Regions from separate parts of the Homo sapiens genome. Here all the other regions are linked to region 2. The links are chromatin loops, found by intact Hi-C in ENCODE. Cell type or tissue: mammary epithelial cell. All regions are shown on one strand.

Evidence for each region. A loop is a pair of places that touch in the nucleus more often than their neighbours do. Peaks named below come from ENCODE experiments on the same cell type or tissue, not always from the same donor. Only the 100,000 strongest peaks of a DNase experiment are listed, where the experiment ranks them.
Region 1: it touches region 2 in a loop (2.2-fold over the local background); 5 of 110 quality-filtered maps call a loop at or near these places.
Region 3: a loop joins it to region 2, with 6 times the contacts of the local background. A loop is called at or near these places in 11 of 110 quality-filtered maps.
Region 4: it touches region 2 in a loop (9-fold over the local background); 12 of 110 quality-filtered maps call a loop at or near these places.

Annotation. Positions count from the first base shown.
Region 1 is chr14:50,340,244-50,345,243 of GRCh38, reverse strand. It overlaps CDKL1 (cyclin dependent kinase like 1), which reads left to right. Exons shown (of 10, transcript NM_004196.7): 4 at 186-258; 5 at 3,022-3,112; 6 at 4,012-4,212. Among named protein-coding and RNA genes, the nearest start is that of DMAC2L, 30 kb to the right of the region's middle. In mammary epithelial cell, CTCF peaks have their summits at 2,322 and 4,135 (motif pointing left); DNase peaks (open chromatin) are centred at 893 and 2,383; H3K27ac peaks cover 808 bases.
Region 2 is chr14:50,451,130-50,456,129 of GRCh38, reverse strand. The region is part of intron 14 of MAP4K5 (mitogen-activated protein kinase kinase kinase kinase 5); the gene reads left to right. Among named protein-coding and RNA genes, the nearest start is that of CDKL1, 57 kb to the right of the region's middle. In mammary epithelial cell, no CTCF peak of the experiment used is centred here; DNase peaks (open chromatin) are centred at 2,549 and 2,969; H3K27ac peaks cover 2,646 bases.
Region 3 is chr14:50,318,184-50,323,183 of GRCh38, reverse strand. DMAC2L (distal membrane arm assembly component 2 like) reads right to left here. Exons shown (of 6, transcript NM_001382507.1): 3 at 1,590-1,701; 4 at 465-673. The coding sequence starts at 1,696. Among named protein-coding and RNA genes, the nearest start is that of DMAC2L, 8.4 kb to the right of the region's middle. RefSeq lists an enhancer at 2,054-2,113. In mammary epithelial cell, CTCF peaks have their summits at 1,984 (motif pointing left) and 4,976; DNase peaks (open chromatin) are centred at 1,793, 2,703 and 3,683; H3K27ac peaks cover 3,606 bases.
Region 4 is chr14:50,519,279-50,524,278 of GRCh38, reverse strand. The region is part of intron 2 of MAP4K5 (mitogen-activated protein kinase kinase kinase kinase 5); the gene reads left to right. It overlaps LOC124903312 (a long non-coding RNA gene), which reads left to right and starts at 4,710. Exons shown (of 2, transcript XR_007064160.1): 1 at 4,710-4,750. RefSeq lists enhancers at 2,324-2,373, 2,500-2,559. In mammary epithelial cell, no CTCF peak of the experiment used is centred here; a DNase peak (open chromatin) is centred at 2,658; H3K27ac peaks cover 1,305 bases.

The sequences.
Region 1 (5,000 bases), 110 kb after region 2:
CTTCAGCGGTGTGCTGGTCGCATATTTTTACATTTTGGATTCATGGAATGATTGATGAGTAAGATGACTATGTGTCACCTAAGATTTTTCACTACTAAAGCCTATCTTCGTTTATTTTTTCTTTTCTTGAGCTGAATTCCATGGCTACACTAAAGAATGTGTTTGTGCTGCTTTATTTTTATTAGGGTACCAGAACATCTCGTGAAGAGCATAACTTGGCAGACACTGCAAGCTGTAAATTTTTGCCATAAACACAATGTAAGTCTCATGATCTCTTTTGAAAAGCAACAAGGCTCCCCTTAAGCTGAGGTGGAGCCTTGTACAAAGTTTATGTCACACTTCTGTGGGTAAAATTTTTTACCCAAATCTTCATAAGCCTGGTTGGGTAAGTATAGGCTAAAAATGCCAACCTAGCTATTCCTTCTTGCTCAGGTTATATAAAACATGCATTTTTATGATTTTAAGAAACTAGTGCCAGGCATGGTGGCTCCTGCATGTAATCCCAGGACTTTGGGAGGCCAAGGTAGGCAGATCACTTGAGCCCAGGAGTTCAAGACCAGCCTGGACAACATGGCAAAACCCTGTCTCTACAGAAAATAAAAAAAAATGAACTGGGTGCGGTGGTGTGTGCCTGTGGTCCTGGCTACTCAGGAGGCTGAGGTGGAAGGATCACTTGAGCTGGGGAGGTCGAGGCTGCAGTGAGTCAAGATCATGCCACTGTACTCCAACCTGGATGACAGAATGAGACCCTGTCTCAAAAAAAAAAAAAAAAAAACCACAAAGAACAAAAAATTAGTCATACATTTATACTGCTTAGAAACTACTCAGATTTAAGGTAGAACCCCATTCACTTGGAGTCTATGTGGTCTTGTACTCCCAAAAGGCTATGAAATTGGGGAAAACCCCAGGTGATTCATGCCTGCTTAGCTGCAGTATGTCAGTTGCAGTAGGTGGAACCCCAAACCCAGTGCAAAGTGCCAGTGTCTGCTTTGGTGAGATATGAGTGTCGAGTCTCGAACCAAGCAACCTATCGAAAGCCTGTGACACTCCTGGCCACAGGCGGCTGGTAGAGGCATAGTAGACTATTGCCCAGGTGACGTGACTTCACAGATGCTGGGAAGCCTGCTGCCCCATCCAATACAATACTGCCCACTGTGCATAGAAACCAGATTCCAAAGTTAGAGCTTCGTTTTGGCCATGAGTGCAATTTCACTGCAATGTTTTATCTTACTCAACTGCCAGGGTCAATTTAGGTGGTAGGGCTAAATCTCCTTCTTTATATTGTTCCAAATGATTTTTCCTGATGCTGCATTCCCGGAAGGAGGAAGTATGAGAGTAGACAGCACTTCTCCCTGAGGAGCCTCCAACTAGCTAAAGGCTATAATCCTTGTAATACACAGGGGAGAGTGGACACCCATATTGTTAGTTACTATGACTTACCACTCTTTCAAGAGCAGGTTTTAGGATGGGGGAGCAAGAGAGACTGCACCAAGACCCTGGTAGGGCAGATCTGGGATGCTAAAAACAAATATAATGCATACCACAGTTCCCTGGAGAGCCCCAGACACCCTGTTTGGCTCCATGTGCTGATGGGGGTGGGTGCAGAAACTTGTAAAGAATTCCCAGAACAGAATAGGAGCACATGCTTGCTTACAAGTACTTCTGACCATATGTCATCATGATATTCATGGTGTACCCATTTATAGCAATATGTGAAGCCAGTGGTAAAAAGAATAGAGATCTCAGGATGTTAATTGCTAAGAACCAGATCGATTATAATAAAATCCCAAAGTTGTTTTATTTACCCCAAATTTTCCAGAATAATAAATACCCATGGGGAAACATTGACACTGATCTCTCATCCTGAAGGTCCTTTGGAGTGAGAACTGGTCATGCCCAAGAAGAACCCAAGTCCTCTCCAGATTCTTAAGAATAACCCCAGGGTTTCAGGCTGCAGGCCAAAGAGGGTCTCTCAGGTTGCAAACGATCTAGCATTCTCCTCCTAAGAGGAAAACACTTGGGAAAGAGGAAGATTATTAGGGACCCTGAGCAGTATTTTGACCCAACTCAAAAAAAAAAAAAAAAAAAGTAACTCTTAATTAGGTTGTTGATTTGTTCTTTGCCAAAGAAATTGTCATTTAATGAGAAAATCATGTGAAGATTCTCAAACGTTCTTTTCTCTAAGATCACCCTGTTTAAGAATGTTGGCTGTGGGCTGGAAACCACAGGTGATTTGAGTCTAAATTCTGGAGGGGGGGCCGCATCTCGAGGGGTGGCTGCAGCTCTCAGAGCACTTGTGTGTGGGACAGAGCTGACATCTAGCGACTCTCCCCAGAGGGTGAGGGCTGCTGCCTACTCTTGTTTATCTTGTCCGGATGAATGTCAGAGCTGGAAGGGAAATCTCTTGGCAAGCTGTGGTTGCCACCCTTCTCTTCCCAGCTTATCTCAGCAGGCCCAGGGCTTGTCCTGTTTACGAGGCTGACTGTGTTCTGTTCACAGTTAAACAACTGAATTGTGAATTCTGCTTATGCACCAATTTGCAGCTCCTGCAACCATGATGCAGCCTCACCCGGACCTTTCAACATTTTCCCTTTCACCTAAAACTGTCAGATTAAATACAGGACACCCTGTTAAATTTGAATTTCAGATAAACAAGCATAACTTTTAGTATAAGTACATCCCAAGTGCTTCATGGGATGTATTATCCTAAAAAAATTATTTGTTTATCTGAAATTCAAATTTAACTGGGTGTCCTGTATTTTTCTCTGCTAAGACCGGCTACCCTACTTTCATTTTCCTTTCACTCTTCTTGGCTCTTTTGGGCCTTTTAGGAATTTGGGATGATTCAGGCTCTGACAGGCATGGTACTAGATTTATTTTAGGCTGCTCTTTTGCTGTTGTCCAACAGGCCAAGGAGAGATTTAAATGATTTATCCAATATTTGCTAAATAGTCATGTGTTTCATTTATCCCATATATAGTTCAGCCTTAATATTGTTTTTGTTTTGATTTGTTACACTAGTGCATACATAGAGACGTGAAGCCAGAAAATATCCTCATCACGAAACATTCCGTGATTAAGCTTTGTGACTTTGGATTTGCTCGGCTTTTGAGTGAGTATTGACATTTTCTTTTGTTAAGTATAAAAAATGAAAAAGTTCTTGATACAACAAAGGATCTAAATGCTCTAGAAGTATACAAGATAGTACTTGTATATTTAGGGCATAAGTGTGCTATAAATTATAATTTTGTAATTACCGAAAATGTGTAGATAATACAATGGTTTACCTATGTATGCTATCCATAAATTATACCACAGTAAAGTAGTTATTAAAAAGTATCTTACCTCCCTGATTTCTACCATTTCTTGCTAAAATACTTTTCAGAAGTGCTACTTTAGAATAGTGGCTTTCAACCTTGGAGGCAGATTAGAATCACCTGGGGAACTTTTTTTTTTTTTTTTTGAGACAGGGTCTCACTCTGTTGCCCAGGCTGGAGTGCAGTGGCACAGTCACAGCCCACCACAGTCTCGACCTCCCCAGTTCAGGTGATCCTCCCACCTCAGCCTCCTGAATTGCTGGGACTACAGGCATGAGCCACCACACCTGGCTAAGTTTTGTATTTTTTTTGTAGAGACGGGGTTTCACCACATTGCCCAGGCTGGTCTCGAACTCCTGGGCTGAAGCAAACCACCTACCTCGGCCTCCCAAAGTGCTGGGATTACAAGTGTGAGCCGCTGTGCCCAGGGAACTTTAAATTCTAAGCCAAATAACCCCCCCCCCCCCCCCAGACCCTCCCCAGGGATTCTGTTTTAATTGGACTGGAGTGTGGCTTGAGCATCAGTAATTTACAAAATATTTATTTAAGTGATTTGAATGTGCAACTAGAATTGAGAACCAGCGATATAGAAAGGCCACAAAATTGGGCACAGGCTTGACTTCTGAGATCTCCCCCTCAGTTTTGATTCCAGCCTTCCGCTGCTGTTTGTTTTCCATGTTCCATCACTGGCTAGCTGGACCGAGTGACTACTATACAGACTACGTGGCTACCAGGTGGTACCGCTCCCCTGAGCTGCTGGTGGGGGACACGCAGTACGGCCCCCCGGTGGATGTTTGGGCAATTGGCTGTGTCTTTGCTGAGCTGCTGTCAGGAGTGCCTCTGTGGCCAGGAAAATCGGATGTGGATCAGCTGTATCTGATTAGGAAGACCTTGGGTAAGTGGTGTTTTTGTCCCACCTTTTGGAAAACTGGATATTTCCCCAGGTTGGGGCAGGGCAGAGCCAAGTTCTCAGTCTCACCTAATGCCCTTTAAGGCATTAGTTAGGAAAGAGGAAAACTCGAAGCCTCATTTAAATGACTCCATTAAAGGTGGCCATATTTGTTTTAATTAAAATAGTTAACAATTATTGAGTACTTACTCATTGTCCAAAAACAACCCAAGATTCTTGAGCAGTTTGGATCAAGTTAAAACATTAATAATGACAATAACAACAATAAAAACTCACATTTCTGTAAGGGCTTAGCAGTTTACAGAATGCTTTCATGGTTTACCTTGTTTATGACGATGGGGTAATCCATTTGGATGTCCTTAATCCCAGCCTGCCTGACTAGTTTGGATTATTCAGACTCTATGGAGAATGATTCCCAACCTTCTAAGTGTCAGGAGGAAAGCTAGTTGTAATGTCACTCAGTCCGTCTTGCTTTCCCACCCCAGTGCCCTTTCCTTTCTCTCTACCCTTGGAGGCGGAGGGGAAGGGCAGGGGAGAAGGGAGGGAAGATGAGAAAAAAAAACCCATCAGTAGTGATTGCCCTCTTCCAAAGTCAGGGAGTTTAGACACTACTCGCCTGAGTATCGCAGTTTAAGGTAAACTTTTCCTCCTCTAAACTCTTGTAGGAACTGCCATCGCCATGCCTTCCCTTGTAATCTTATCTTCCCAAAGATACTGTAAACTTCCTGATGGTGAGACCACGTCTTATATTTCTACTTACCCTCCACCAGTGT
Region 2 (5,000 bases):
TAATTTCCATATATTAGTATAGACTTTATAACCATTCTGTTTAGCGATTGCATTCTGTTTCATTAATTGATATATTGTAGTTAGCCAGTTTACTCTCACTGTACATTTGGGTTGGTTTCAGGTTTTAAAAATCAGATTAGCACTAAGATGAATCTTTCTAAAGGAAATATTTCAAAAGCGAGATTAGTTTTTAATTTAATAATCATTGACAGATGAAAATTTTCTATCAATATTTGTCACCTTAGCTAAATTAATTTAGAACTACAGATTCGTAAAGACGTTTTAGTTCTCTGGTTTATTGCCTTAAATGAATACTTGTTCTGAGAGATTTAAAGTAGTTTATATTAAAATAAGGTTTATGACTAACAAAATCAAATAAAATTGTAAACCATACTAGAGGAAAATAATTCATTAAATATTTGAGCTAATTAGAATGATTGCCAGTGTGCATTTTGTTTAAGTCTGAGTTTTCATAAACCCAAACATTTCTAGCTTTCTGGACATAGCTTTAAAACTCTTAGTCACTAGAGAGTTAGAGTATCTTTCCCTTCTCAGTTGTTTCAATCAGGCCTTTTCATAATTAAGCCAGTAATTCAAGATTTAGTGTCTTTGTTAGTGCCTAGATTGATGATATCTTCTTATGCTGTTCTCTCCTTTTATAATCTGAGGTGAAGTCTGTGGGCCTCCAATACTAAAGAGAAAAGTAACAAAGTTGATATTCCATTGTAACATCATATTCTTTATTTTATGCAGTTCTGTAGTATTCCATTAATGTAGTCTATTTTATCTATCTTTTCTCGTATAGTTTTGGGTTTTGTGTCATATTTAGAAGGCTTTCTCGATTCCAGAGTTATCAAATAATTTTCCTATTGTTTCTTCTTGTGTTTTTAGTTTCTTTTTTTAATATTTAAAAACCTGATATACATTATTTGGTAGAAGGTAAGAAGTATGGATTCAACTTGAGTTTCTTTCTAGATGACTACTCATTTGTTTCATTATTTATTGAAAATGCAATCTTTCTACTCATGGATTTGATATGCCATCTTTATTATATACCGAATTGGCATAGATATTTTAGGGTTGTTTCTGGAAATTCTATTCTATTCTGGAAATTCTATTCTGTTGCATGTCTGTTTTTGTGCCAGTAGCATACTTTTGATTATTATATCTTGATAATATCTGTTAGAACTAATCCTACTCCTACTCTCTGCCCCTCCCCACAACACACACATATGTACCTTGTCACACTTCTTTTTCATTATGACATTTGGCTATTGTGCCTTCTTCCCCACATAAACTTAAGAATCAGCTTATGTGGTTAAAAAAAAACAGAAAAATTCATTGTTTTTACACAGATCTTATTACTTTGGGAGAGTTGACATATTTATGATATTCAGTCTTCTTAATCAAAATAGGCTTCTTCAGAGATAAGATTTAGTTCTTTTATATTCCATAATATTAGCCCAAAATACTAATATCCTCATAGAGTAAGTTCTGGTTGCTTAAAGCACCAGACAAAGCGGTAGAGTAGAAGGTCACTTTATTAATGACTTGTCTTTAAATTTTTGTGAAACTTCTTTTGTATTTATCAGGAATGTTTTACCACTTTGCTTTTGTTGGTTTGATAGATTTTATACTATTTATTTCTACTCTGTTTTTTGTTTCAGTGTTTTAAATTGAAGTGGTAGCTTACATACAGTAAAATGCTCAAATCTTACGAATACTCCAGGGTAAATTTTTAAATATATACACTCATATAACTACCACCCAGCTAAAAATATGAGTTAGAACATGATCAGAATCTCAGAAGGTTCCCTCACGAGAGCCTTCACAATCAGTTTTCTTAAATTCTATACTCGCCTGCCCTCTCTCCGCCCAGGCGAATTACTATTCTGATCTCTGTCACATAAACTGGCTTTTACCTGATCTTGACCTTCAGGTAAATGGAATTATACAAAAAGCAACTTTTGTTCCTGGCTTCTTTTACTCAACTTTATGTCTGTTAGAGTCATGTGTAGTAATAGTTCAGTTTTCACTACACTGTAGTATTCCATTGTATGACCATACCACAATTTATCCATTCTTCTGTTGATGAGCATTTGATTTATTTCTGGTTTTGGGCTATTATGACTACTGTAAGCATTTTTACAGTGTATTTTTAGTGGACATAAATGATTATTATGAATCACACCCAATCAGTCTAAGACCACCAGGGGCAAATGTGTAGTCCAACAAAGTCAGGTTTACTGACTCCCTGCAGTGAGAGAGAACACACACCAGAGGAACCAAACCATTCAAGATTTCATCAAACAAGGGAAAAGAAATACAGGATTTTGGAAAGAGTAGAGTTCAGGTGAATTTTAAATGATGACTTAATGCAAAGTAGGGATGTATCTGAAAGGGTGAACATCAGGTCTCCGCTGTTAAAGTAAACCCGGGAGTATGTTTCCTTGGAAACTTTTTGAAGTGTTGTGTTCAGAAATGCCTTTATTTGAAGCTCTGCATCTGGACTGGAAATTGAGTCTGTTTCTCTGTGTCAGTGATTTAGTCCAGGCAAGAATAGGATGATTCATTCTAAATGTGATTTCATGTAGCAATGTTTCTGGCAGTCAGTGATTTTAGAGAGAGAGACATTTCTCAGTTAGAAAGCAGAATAACTCAGAGGGGGTCATTATATGAAACTTTACATGTACAAAGTATCCTTGGGAGAAACATTGTTTCTTGTTGACTTTGCATTTGGATTTGTGTCTGTCCTTTCAGCTTTATGAATGGCAAGACAGATTTCCTACTTTCTCAGTCTGATTCAGATATGACTGTATTAGCTAAATTACCTAATTTTTTTTCTTTTTTTTTTTTTGGTTTGTCATCTGAAGAGTGTATTGGTGGTTGAGTCGTTACCTAGGAAACCAGCTGATTACAAGGAATTGGCACCAAGGGAAGGTAGGAGGTATTCACGAAGAGTATAAGCCTAACAGTTAGTTTAATTGTATAGTTTTAGCTGACTCACAAGTAAATTTCAGCCAGGTGTTAGACTCATTCTCCAGACTGACTAAGGCTGCAAAGGGCAATAGTAAGAATAGGGACTCTACAGGTATCATCATAAAGAAGTAACAAGCATCTGTCAACAGTCCAAAACCTCCAGCTAGCAAAAAGTGGGGGGAAATGTGACTAAGAAATAAAGTACTGTTGTTGCAGGTTAAAGTAAAACAACCAGTGGCTCCAGTTATCTTTCCATGGGTCTTGGGCAGACTTTTCATGTAGTTATCAGTTTGGTCCAACTGACTTGGGTGGAAGCCCTCTTCTTTTTGTAGTCATCTGCTTCAGAAGGATTCCTTGTCACCTCTTTTTGAGGTGTCCTGCTGGGACAGTCTTCCAGCAATTTAAGATTGGCGTATGTCTCTATGTTTGAGAGACATGAATACAGGGATCAACACCCTATTTTACTGTTGCATTAGTTATTAACAGCACCTGGCAAAATTCTATTTATTGAGTTTAGAGGGCAGTTTTCCAGAAGACAGTCTCTGAATTTTAATATAAAGGTTGTTTCAGAGGAAATGCTTCCTGGACCTGTTTGAATGGAAAACTGTGTGTACTCTGAGTTACAGTTAATAACTGGAAATGTAATAAACATAGTAACTTGAGATGATGGCAGTATTCCCAGATGTATAGGATGCCCAGATTTTGGTTCATAGAGTTAATGAGCTCCAGGGGAACTGCCGTCACTTGTCATTCAGGCAAAAGAGAAAAACAACAACAAAAAACCCTTTAGGCTAAGGAAGTCTCAGGATTTCTGAAAGTTTAACCAACTTCAGTTTGAGATTTCTATTTGTCCTTTTTATCTTACCTGAAGGCTAAGAGTGATAAAGGCAATAGAGATTTTGAGTGAGAGGTACAGATGCTCCCCGATTTATGATGGGGTTACATCCTAATAAACCCATTTAAGTTGAAAATATCATAAGTCAAAAAAACATTTAATATACCTAACCTACCAAACATCATAACTTAGCCCAGCCAGCTTAAACACGCTCAGAATACTTAATGTTAGGGTAGCTGACTGGGAGCTGCGGCTTGCTGTCGCTGTCCAGCATCTCAAGAGAGTATCATACCGTATATCCCTAGACTGGGAAAAGATCAAAATTCAAAGTACAGTTTCTACTGAATGCATATCACTTTTGTACCACGAGAAAGTCAGAAAACTTGTAAGTCAAGCCTTTGTCAGTTAGGAAGCATCTATATTGTCTTACAAATCTCTTTAGTAACAGTTCTAGGGAGGTAAGTGTTTCTGTCTCCAGAGAAGTAATCACAGATTTCCCAAGTAGGAAGCGCAAACTCAAGACACGTTTTGTTTTTTTTTAACCATTGGTATAGTTGAGGCTTTTCGACAAGCTATATTCATCCTAAAAATAGACTATAATTACCAAATAAAAGCCTATATTGACAGAATAACTATTTTTGAAAAAAAAAACCTGTAACATATCTGTAAGTTCTTCTACATGAGTATTTTTTAAAGCTGCCAATTATAACCCAATTCATGACATCAACTCAGTTTTTAAAAAAAGATATGAGGTACTGCAGTATGAAACTTTTGTGGGTTTTGTTTTGTTTTTAAGCAATTTGTGATGTGTCTGCATTTTTTCTTTGTATTCTATCTTGGGCTGATTGAGCCTCTTAGATCTGTAGGTTAATATTTTTCATCAAATTTGGAAAATGCTTGGCCACTATTTATTCAAAATTTCTGCCCCAGTCTCTCTCCTCTGCTTCTGGGACTCCAGTTATATACGTAAGAACACTGAATGTTGTCTACAGGTCGTGGAGGCTTTGTACTCCCACTACACTCTTCTTCATGTATCCACACGTAAGTTTTTTTTTTTCTTCACTGTACTTCAGTTTTGTTTCTGTTGCCGTGACTTGAAGCTTATTGATCTTTTTTACAGTATTGAGTCTACTGTTCAGTGAATTTCATTTCAGGCAAGCATTTTTTGGATCTAGACTTTCAGTCA
Region 3 (5,000 bases), 130 kb after region 2:
AACCTGGGAGGCAGAGCTTGCAGTGAGCTGAGATCGCGCCACTGCACTCCAGCCTAGGCGACAGAGCAAGACTCTGTCTCAAAAAAAAAAAAAAGAAAGAAAGAAAAAAAAATGCCCACGTAAGCAGAAGCTGTGTGGATATAATTATTCCTGCATTATTGAGGGCTTCTCAATGACAGAAGTTTGACAAAGATAGTTTGACAAACAAGGCCCTGGATTTTAAGTCAATAAACCAAAGACTAGAGACATACAGAAACAAGCTTAGTGAGAGGAGGAAGGAGAGGAAGGTGTCTGTAACCTCAATTTAATTTGAAAATAAATATCAAACACAGGAAGAAACAAACTTGACTATAATGAAATGGGCAAAAAGGACATACCTATGACTATAATCGTGAGTCAACTGCAACAAAATGGTCACTGCAAATCATCTGCATTTTCTATTAGCAAAACGATAGGGTAGTTACCCATGTGATCAAATCCAATGCTCATGATACAAGAGTCGGTGGCGTCGATCGCCTGAATCTTGTATTTGTCCAGAGGGCCTGTTGGAAGGTGGTTGTAGTCCTTCTGCCACCTCTCCTGGCCATGGTAGCGCACCATGGCCCCACAGCGCAGCAACCACTCGGATGCCGCCCTGTCAGGGCCAACATCCCTGATGCGATCATAATCCACCCTGTTGGCAAGAGAAAAAAAGCAGTTTGCTTTTACAATAATCACTAGCTTGTTAACTATATTAACTGACATAAATAATACAGAACGCAACAAATTTTCATTTCAAGTGACTGACGAGGAAGATAAATTAGTGAGATCCATGCAAAAAAAACAAAAACAAAAACAAAAAAACCTGCAGTCTATCTGCTGACTTTTTTAGTTTTGTTTTTGTTTCCACGTGAACGCTGTCAAGGCGTATTATTTTTATATGAATTTATCAGACACAACGTTTCATTGATTCACATATAGTACAGTGCTTGACACCAGAGATACTTAGTAACTATTCTACGAATGACTATACTTGGTTAGAATTTGTATTAATAACAAAAGATTAAAGAGAAAATAATTCTGAATCTGTGGTCAAATTAATCTCATTAAGTGATATTTATTAATTTCTACATATGCTTTTTTCTCTAGCTAGTGATCATAATGCTGTATTAAGTAATTAGAAGGTTAGTTTCAAGTTTCAAAATGACATTTCTAAGTGTGCCACCCACTAATTTTTTGAAAACCCAAGTTACTTTGATAGAATTCAAAAGGTTAACTACATTCCTTTAAAAAGCCATAAAAATAAAATACTTTAAAATTATATTTAATAAGTTTTTCTGATTATAAAATGTTTTAGAAAACTTGAAATATATCAAAAGGACAAGTAAGAAAAATCATCGAAATCCTGCAACCCAAACAGCCACAATTAATATTTTGTAATCTGTTTTTCTGGTGTTTTTTCCATGTTTGTGTGGGTTTTGTTTGTTTGTAAACAAAATTAGGATCACACTGCACAAACTGTAAATATGAGAAATAGCCAAACAAGCTATTGGGAACTTATTTAGCTGTAACCATCTCCACATTTCTTCACTTTATTTAGAGTAACTTACTTATTAAACACTGCATTCAACCAGCCCCAGAAGTATCTGGAGTCACATGACCATGGGAGTTTCTTTACGCCACACAACTGCTGGGAAATTTTTCCAAACGGCATCATTTGATCTAGACACACAAAACAGTACTTACATTAGATCATCATCCGAGTCCCATACATATAGCAACTTACTTCAGAGTCAATGCTCTTGTACTGATAAAGCTGATGACTCACTTGCCACTCAACAATTACTGAGCAAGTCACTCCTGTTTCTTGTTCTTGGGGTTTTTTATTTGTTTGCTGCAAAAAAATGAGGGGTTGGACTGGATGGTGTCTAAGGCTCCTTCCGGCTAGAACGTTAAGTTCCACTGTTGAAACCTCAATTGGAGTCTGCCTGTCGTACTGCCATCTAGTGTCCATTCAGGCGCTGTAGCTATGAATTTGCTGAAGCTGGCTCCTCTATTCCCCATCTATATTTCCAGCATCAAAATGACAGACTAAAATCACCGAAAGAGCAACGTGTCAAGGTTAAGATGCTTGCATCCAGGAAAGAAGAGGAGACATGAAAATAGATCTACCTATGACAAGGCTGCAAGTGGTGTTACCAGAGCAGTGTAAACAAAAAAACTGTTTTAAGGGCAGCTGGGAAAGACTGGGCAAGTAACTTCACCTCTCTGACCTCTGGTTTTCTCATTTGTAAAATGAGATGATTTGCTTAATTTCCAGCTGTCAAAATGTATAACCATAATTTGAGAAAGTGATTCCTGGAGTAGGTTTCGATTTGATTGACCTCAATTCAAGTTTCCCTAGTAGTATGCTAGGTGTGTGCAGGGGACTGGATGTGGCAGGGAGGAGGAGATGGGGAGACAAAGATAAATGAAACATGGTGTTTGCTTTGAGCATCTGACAATTTAATGCAGGATGGAGTGGGCTAAGACACGTTATCAAGTAGTTAAAATAAGTGACAGAACTTGATAAATGCCTCAAAAGAGTTAAAATAAGGACAGAAAGGATTTCAACAAACAAAGGTGCCAGGAAAAATTATGCCAGATTATTAGCTGAAGCAGGAACATTTAAGGCATGTTATTTTCAGTTTCACTAGCACATGTGAGTCATGAGAAGAGGCAGGCAACTTGCACAGTCAGGTCGTGAAGTGTTTTGCATGCTCAGCCAGGGAATTTGGACTGTATTCTGTATGTAGCAGGGAGTCACCGAGGTTTCTGAACAAAGCACTGGCCCTTTGGGAGGCCGAGGCAGGCAGATCACGAGGTCAGGATATCGAGACGATCCTGGCTAACACGGTGAAACTCTGTCTCTACTAAAAATACCAAAAAATAAAAAAATAAAAAATTAGCCAGGCATGGTGGCATGCGCCTGTAGTCCCAGCTACTCGGGAGGCTGAGGCAGGAGAATCGCTTGAACCCGGGAGGCAGAGATTGCAGTAAGCTGAGATTGTACCAGACTGCACTCCAGCGTGGACAACAGAGTGAGACTCCATCTCAAAAATAAATAAATAAATAAAATAGAACAAAGCATTGGCATTGTTACGGTTGTGCTTCAAGAAATTGACTCAGCAGCATCAAGATTAAGGGTCAACAGAATGGGACAGCCAGTCAGCAAGGGCTTCAATCACATGAGGCCATACGAAAGGGCCTAGTTGGGGAAGGATGGGAATGACATTACATAGTTAGTTCCATATGACTCAGTTAAGTGAGATGTAGGGGCAAGGGCTAGAGGAGTTGAAAATGACACCAAGTTTTGGCCCTGGGTCACTGGTAGTAGGATGGTGATGCCATTAAAAGAAATCACATTAGGAGAACAGGGTTATAGGTTCAGATTTTTTTCTTTTAGTTTTTCATAATCTACATACTAAGTGTTAGCAGGATTTCTAAGTGCAGATGACCAACAAATCATTGGAATCAGAGGTCACAAAACATTAGAGCTGTAAGGAATTTAGATCACCTGGATGAAATCTCTCATTTAGAGGTGAGGAAACTGAAGCCCTGATATTAAGTAACTTCCTGACATCCTAAATCCTTTCTGAAACAAGGTGGGGTATTAATAAATGCATGTGTTTAAAGGGACTTGCTCAATGTTTCATGACTAATTGGTGGCAGTGTTGAAACCTGAACCCAGTTCTCTACCAGCCCAGGGTCCTTTCCTCAATCATTACATGGTTCTGGAATTCAAGAGAAAGAAGAGGACTAGAAAGATGCCTGAGAGGGAAACACCTTAAAGCTGAGGAAGTGATTGAGGATGCTGAGGCCGTGGAACAGTGAGAGATGTGAACTGAAGACAGAACCAACTACCCTTTCATCCCTTTTTCACTACAGCCGTCTTCATTACTGCAAGCCTCTGCTCCACTACCTCTTATCATGTTCTCAACCCTTTCCAACTTTTTGTTAAAGCGCTCTCTGCCTGTGCCCACCTTGAATAACTCTATTAGTTGTCAATCTTATTTACAAATATGGGCTTTCCCAGCTTCTACTCAGGCTGTTTTCTCTTAGCCTCCCTCCCCCATCACCATCAATCTGTGGAAATCCCACCCAACCTCAAGACCTTACTCAAATGCCATGTCCATTCATTCATTCGCTCAAAAAATGTTTATTGAATGTCTGCTATACTTAGTGCAAAGGCAACAATGGTAAGACAAAACAAACAAAAACAAGAACAAAGGAGAAAGAGACACACAGAAAGACAAGGTTCCTGACCTCATAGAACATATAATTTAATAAAGAGAGATAACATATAAAGAGATAAATAACACCCAACGTGGTTGGATAATAGAGGTGTGAACAAATACCATGAGAATCTAGAGAAGGGAGTGAGAAGAAGGCCTTCACACTAGAGGTGTCTTTTGAAATGGGTCTTAATGATTAAGAGTTTTCAGTTAGTCTAGAAGCAGAAGCAGAATATGAAAAAAAAAATTCCAGTTAGAACGAAAAAAGAGTATGCAAAGTAAAAGAACAAGGATGGCATCTTATTCATTTCCATTTTTCTCAGCATAATGCAAAAGTTTAATAAATATTTGTTTATTAATAGTCTTCAACGGTTGACATGTTTCCATGGAGAAAGGTAAAACCAGTTAAACTGTTATTAAGCAGGTGAATTAGAGTGGTCTTTGAAAACTGAATATTTTTGCTTGATTCATTTTGGCCCATCTTATAATTTAGCTTAAACGAAAGGCCAAATTTACTTAGGCTGTAATCTCTAAAAACACAAGATATTAGATTTAAAATGTTTTAAACATAAAAATTAAATTTATATTTGGCAATAGAGGTAACAAAAATTGGTAGGTTTTTACATTTCAACTGCAACTTTGCTAATGATTTTGCAAATTATTCCTACTTGAGTCCAAACAGTTGCCTTTGGGAACGCTTTCTATAGGGAAAGAGGAGACCTCTAGTGGGAAGTTAGTGAATCTAGC
Region 4 (5,000 bases), 68 kb before region 2:
CTGAAGCAGCTTAGCTATGACAGGAAAGAGAAATGAGGCACACAAATGTTTCTTCTTGTTTCAGGGTTTTACTTTCATCAAGACTGAGTGATTACAGCATTCAGTTACCATTCTTTAAGTTTGTCGTATCACCCAAGTGTCTAAGACGATTGCTGAGTTTAGAGATGGAATTCTACAGAGAAGGAAATCAAGACAAAGAATTTGGGAGGAATTGAGAATTCAGAAAGCAGATAAAAGGAAAAAACATAGGATGGATTTTTAGGGACTAGAGTAGGGGATAAATGTAAAAACCTCCCTCCCTTTCTGATCTGGAGCCTTGTTTGTTTATTTCCAGTCCTAGTTGTTCCACTGCGAGCATGGTTAGAGTGAGGCATGTTAATGAATGGGAGCTGGGATGGAGAACTGGGAGGACAGGATGCAAAGGAGTATTTAACATTCAACAAATACTTATAGAAGGCCTCCTATGGGGCAGACACTGTTGTGGTGCCTTGTGATACATCTAGTGAACAAAGCGGACAAAGATTCCTCCCCTCATGGAACTCAAATTTTAGTGGGGGGAGAGAGACAACAAACATAATAAACACATTGTATAATACGTTACAAGGAGATTAAAGGTATAGAAAGAAGAAAAGGTTGAATGGTTAAGGAGGATCAGGAATGCCTGAATGGAGTGAAGAAGGCAGGTTGGGGAATTATATAAGGATGGTCAGGGTAGGCCTCATTGAAAAGGTTAGATTTGAACAGACTTGAAGGGCATTAGGGAGTTAACCAAGTGGATAACTGGGTAATCAAAGGAAGTCTTAAATCTCTTTCTTATTGAGTCACCGGAACCTGTGTCTGTAGCTGAATTCTAAGCTTAGGGGCAGGCATATTATCTAAGACACAAGCATGGCCATCACCATGCCTTATTGACTGGTGCAGGACCACAGGTCATTGTGATTTTTATTTATTTATGATTTTTTTTTTTGAGACAGAGTTTCGCTCTTGTTGCCCAGGCTGGAGTGCAATGGTGTGATCTCAGCTCACCGCAACCTCCACCTCCCAGGTTCAAGCGATTCTCCTGCCTCAGCCTCCCTAGTAGCTGGGATTACAGGCATGGGCCACCACGCCCGGCTAATTTTGTATTTTTAGTAGAGATGGGATGTCTCCATGTTGGTCAGGCTGGTCTCGAACTCCCGACCTCAGGTGATCCACCCGCCTCAGCCTCCCAAAGTGCTGGGATTACAGGTGTGAGCCACTGCGCCCAGCCCATTGTGATTTTTAATTAAGTTCAGCAGTTGGTTGTAGGTTACCAAGTCTTATGTTATTTTTTTAAGCATGAATTTGTAAGCAAAGAAAATGTAGCTGTTTCTTATGTCTTCTCTCCACCAGTATACTTTGATCTTTAAATATTAAGAGTCTAGTCCAATGCCTAAAAATCTGAAGGTAATAAAAAATAGATGTATGTGATGTTATTTCTCTGACATTTGATATCAAAACATCACCTACTTTCTTATTTTTTGATAGTAACACAGCTGAACTATATGAATATACTGTCCTTTTTGTGTCCTGTGTCTGACATTATGAGAGACTCTTGGTTTTCATATTTGAGTGAGAGAGTGAATAACTTGGAAAAATAGCTTAACAGTAGAAAATAAGAGAGGAAGGATTGTCCTTCAAAAACTTTAAATTATATTTCTTATTAAATAAATGTTATGTTAAATGTTGTATAAGGTCACTGCGAAAATAAAACATGTTTTATTGGGATGATGTGCTACTGTTGTGGATATTTACTATTTTAAAAGTCATCTGGGTAAAATCTTATTATTTATTTTTCTTACTGTTCAGAGGTAGGCTTATTTTGTGACTGCCTAAAGAGAAAATATGGTTCTAATGATGAATGTGAAGCTCTGAACCATACCTGGGAGCAAAATACATGTTATGAAAACTGTAAAAGAAGTAAAAAGTACTTTCAACTTGGTGAAGATAGACATAAAACAGTGCCGTCACTAGTGCAAGTATAGCAATGCATCACTAGTGTAGTCCCCAGATTGACTTGTGGATACAGCTGCAACCTTGGGCTTATTCATCTAGTATTCTAGTTCTTTGTTTACATAGGTTTAGCATTTTCACTTTGATCTTCATTTCCAGTGTATTTTATGAAGACAAATGGGATAGAATACAGATTGACTTAGATTTCTTTTTTTAGTTTTGCTTTCAAAATTTAAAAGGGTTTCACTTGTAAACTAACATTGTGGTTTCAGACCAAGAACACAGAAAGAAAAACATGAACTCTATTAACAAGCAATACTTGTGTTTTTGGGGCTTTGTTGTCAGTTTGAGAACTTTGACTAAGATAAATGAATTCACTTGGTGGTATTGGACTATTTTGAGTATTTGTATATGGAGAGTTTTATTAGAAGGCTATTGCTTTCCAGTGACGTGAAGTACTAGTCAAGTTTGAGAGGGTAGATGACTCTCTGAGAAGGACAAGATGAATTTAGGCCTAATATAATTTTATTTCTGTTAAATATAATCTCTCATGGAGATTTTGAGATGATGATGTGGGAAGCCCAGCTGATAGTCAGATCTGTCCTTGGAGGTGTTTGGGCTAGTGAGTCATACTGGCCCCCGCCTTCCAACATATTTATGAAAATGAAATTGGATTAAAATGACTAAGAATGACTAATGTTTGTATAACACTCTCATGATCAGTGTGTGATTTGTTTCACACGATAATCTAGTGAAGTAGGTGGAACAGATGTGCTATCATCCCTATTTTACCCAAGAAGAAACTTACTGTTACCCTCAATCTTACTGTTAGTAGATGGCACTGTAAGGACTTGAATCTAGATCTTCTGATTCCAGTCTCTGCTCTTTCCATTATTCCAAGCCACCTTAGGACTGCATCTTTAAATTCACTACTCTACACATAGTCCTTAACACATTGTCTGCCATGCTGTAGGCACTATACATATTATGGTCAGATGAGGCTTAGAAGCCTTACCCCTCTACTGAGAAATGAGGGATTTATGGACTGATTTCAATACGTAAAACTTTAGGTCTCAGCACCAGTTTTCAGATGCACTTCTTCCTGGTTATCACTTGGTCATTACTCTGACCCTCATGTTTCCATTCAGAGCCCAGGCTTGATTTACCTTTACTATCAAAATGACTTTGCCCGGGTGTGGTGGCTCACACCTATAATCCCAGCACTTTGGAAGGCCAAGGTGGGTGGATCACCTGAGGTCAGGAGTTTGAGACCAGCCTGGCCAACATGTTGAAACCCTGTCTACGAAAAATACAAAAATTAGCTGGGTGTGGTGGTGGAAGCCTGTATTCCCAACTACTTGGGAGGCTGGAAGTGGGAGAATCACTTGAACTGGGAGGTGGAGGTTGCGGTGGGCAAAGATCGCGCCACTGCACTCCAGCCTGGGCAACAAGAGTGAAACTCCATCTCAAAAAAAAAAAAAAAAAAAGATGACTTTGCCGATAGCCACCTTACAATACAAATAACTAAAACCAGAAACGGTCCCGTTTTTGGTTGCTGCATATTCTTCCTGCTGTGCCTTCTCTTGTCCTCATTTTGTTGGAACTTTATATTTATGTTTATTGTTAATTAACTGAGTCCTATAAACTAGGCTCTGTAATGCTGTTATAAATTATAAAATGTGAATGATTTCAGGCAGATAGAATAACCTGCCTTAAGTAGCATTAGCTAGTTTTGTTTGCTTCTTTCTGATTTAGGATAATTAGGACTGCCTGAGAAGGATTGTGACTTCCAGCTTTGTCTTTTTTTGAGACAGAGTCTTGCTCTGTCGCCCAGGCTGGAATGCAGTGCCATGATCTCGGCTCACTACTACCTTCGCCTCCCGGGTTCAAGCAATTCTTCTGCCACAGCCTCCTGAGTAGATGGGACTACAGGCGCACGCTGCCATGCCCGACTAATTTCTTTTTTATTTTAGTAGAGATGGGGTTTCACCATGTTGCCCAGGCTGGTCTTGAACTACCGACCTCAGGTGATGTGTCCACCTTGGCCTCCTAAAGTGCTAGGATTACAGGCGTGAGCCACCACGCCCGGCCAAATTTTTGTATTTTTAATAGAGACAGGGTTTCACTATGTTGGCCAAGCTGGTCTTGAGCTCCTGACCTCGTGATCCACCCGCCTCGGCCTCCCAAAGTCCTAGGATTACAGGTGTGAGCCACCACGCCCAGCCCCAGCTTTGTCTTATGAAATAATGTGTTATTTCTCACATGCATGCATCCCTTTGTTGGTGCCCCGTGCCTTCTTGACCCCCTTATTAACTCTTCATGTATCCAAATCAGAAAGAATCAGGTGTAACTTAATATATTTTTAAAGACATCTTTTAAGGAACTAGTTTTGCATTTTCAGCTTTGGTTCTTCATTGTAATACATGCTAGAGATGTTTGGGTCCTTTACCAGTTTTTTCCAGGAATTGTTTCCTGTTATTCTTAATGTAGTAGTAAAGATCTACAGGTAGGACTCACCTTCCTATATGTTTGTCTCTCTCTTCTTGCCTTGGCATAGATAGCCTTCTTTTACCTACCTTTTTATTTTCAAAATACATTTTAAGTGATACATGTTCATTTTTTATTTTTATTTTTATTTATTTTATTTATTTTTTGAGATGGAGTCTCACTTTGTCGCCCAGGCTGGAGTACAGTGGCACAATCTCGACTCATTACAACCTCCGCCTCCCAGGTTCAAGCAATTCTCCTGCTTCAGTCTCCCGAGTAGCTGGGACTACAGGTGCGTGCCACCACACTTGACTAATTTTTGTATTTTTATAGAGACAGGGTTTCACCGTGTTGGCCAGGCTTGTCTCAAACTCCTGACCTCAGGTGATCTGCCCTTCTTGACCTCCCGAAGTGCTGGGATTACAGGCATGAGCCACTGTACCTGGTGATACATGTTCATTTTTAAAACTATATAGGAATGAAAAATTACTTGTGTCTCCTTTACCAAGAGATAAACATTCCCAACTTTTAAAAATTCATAT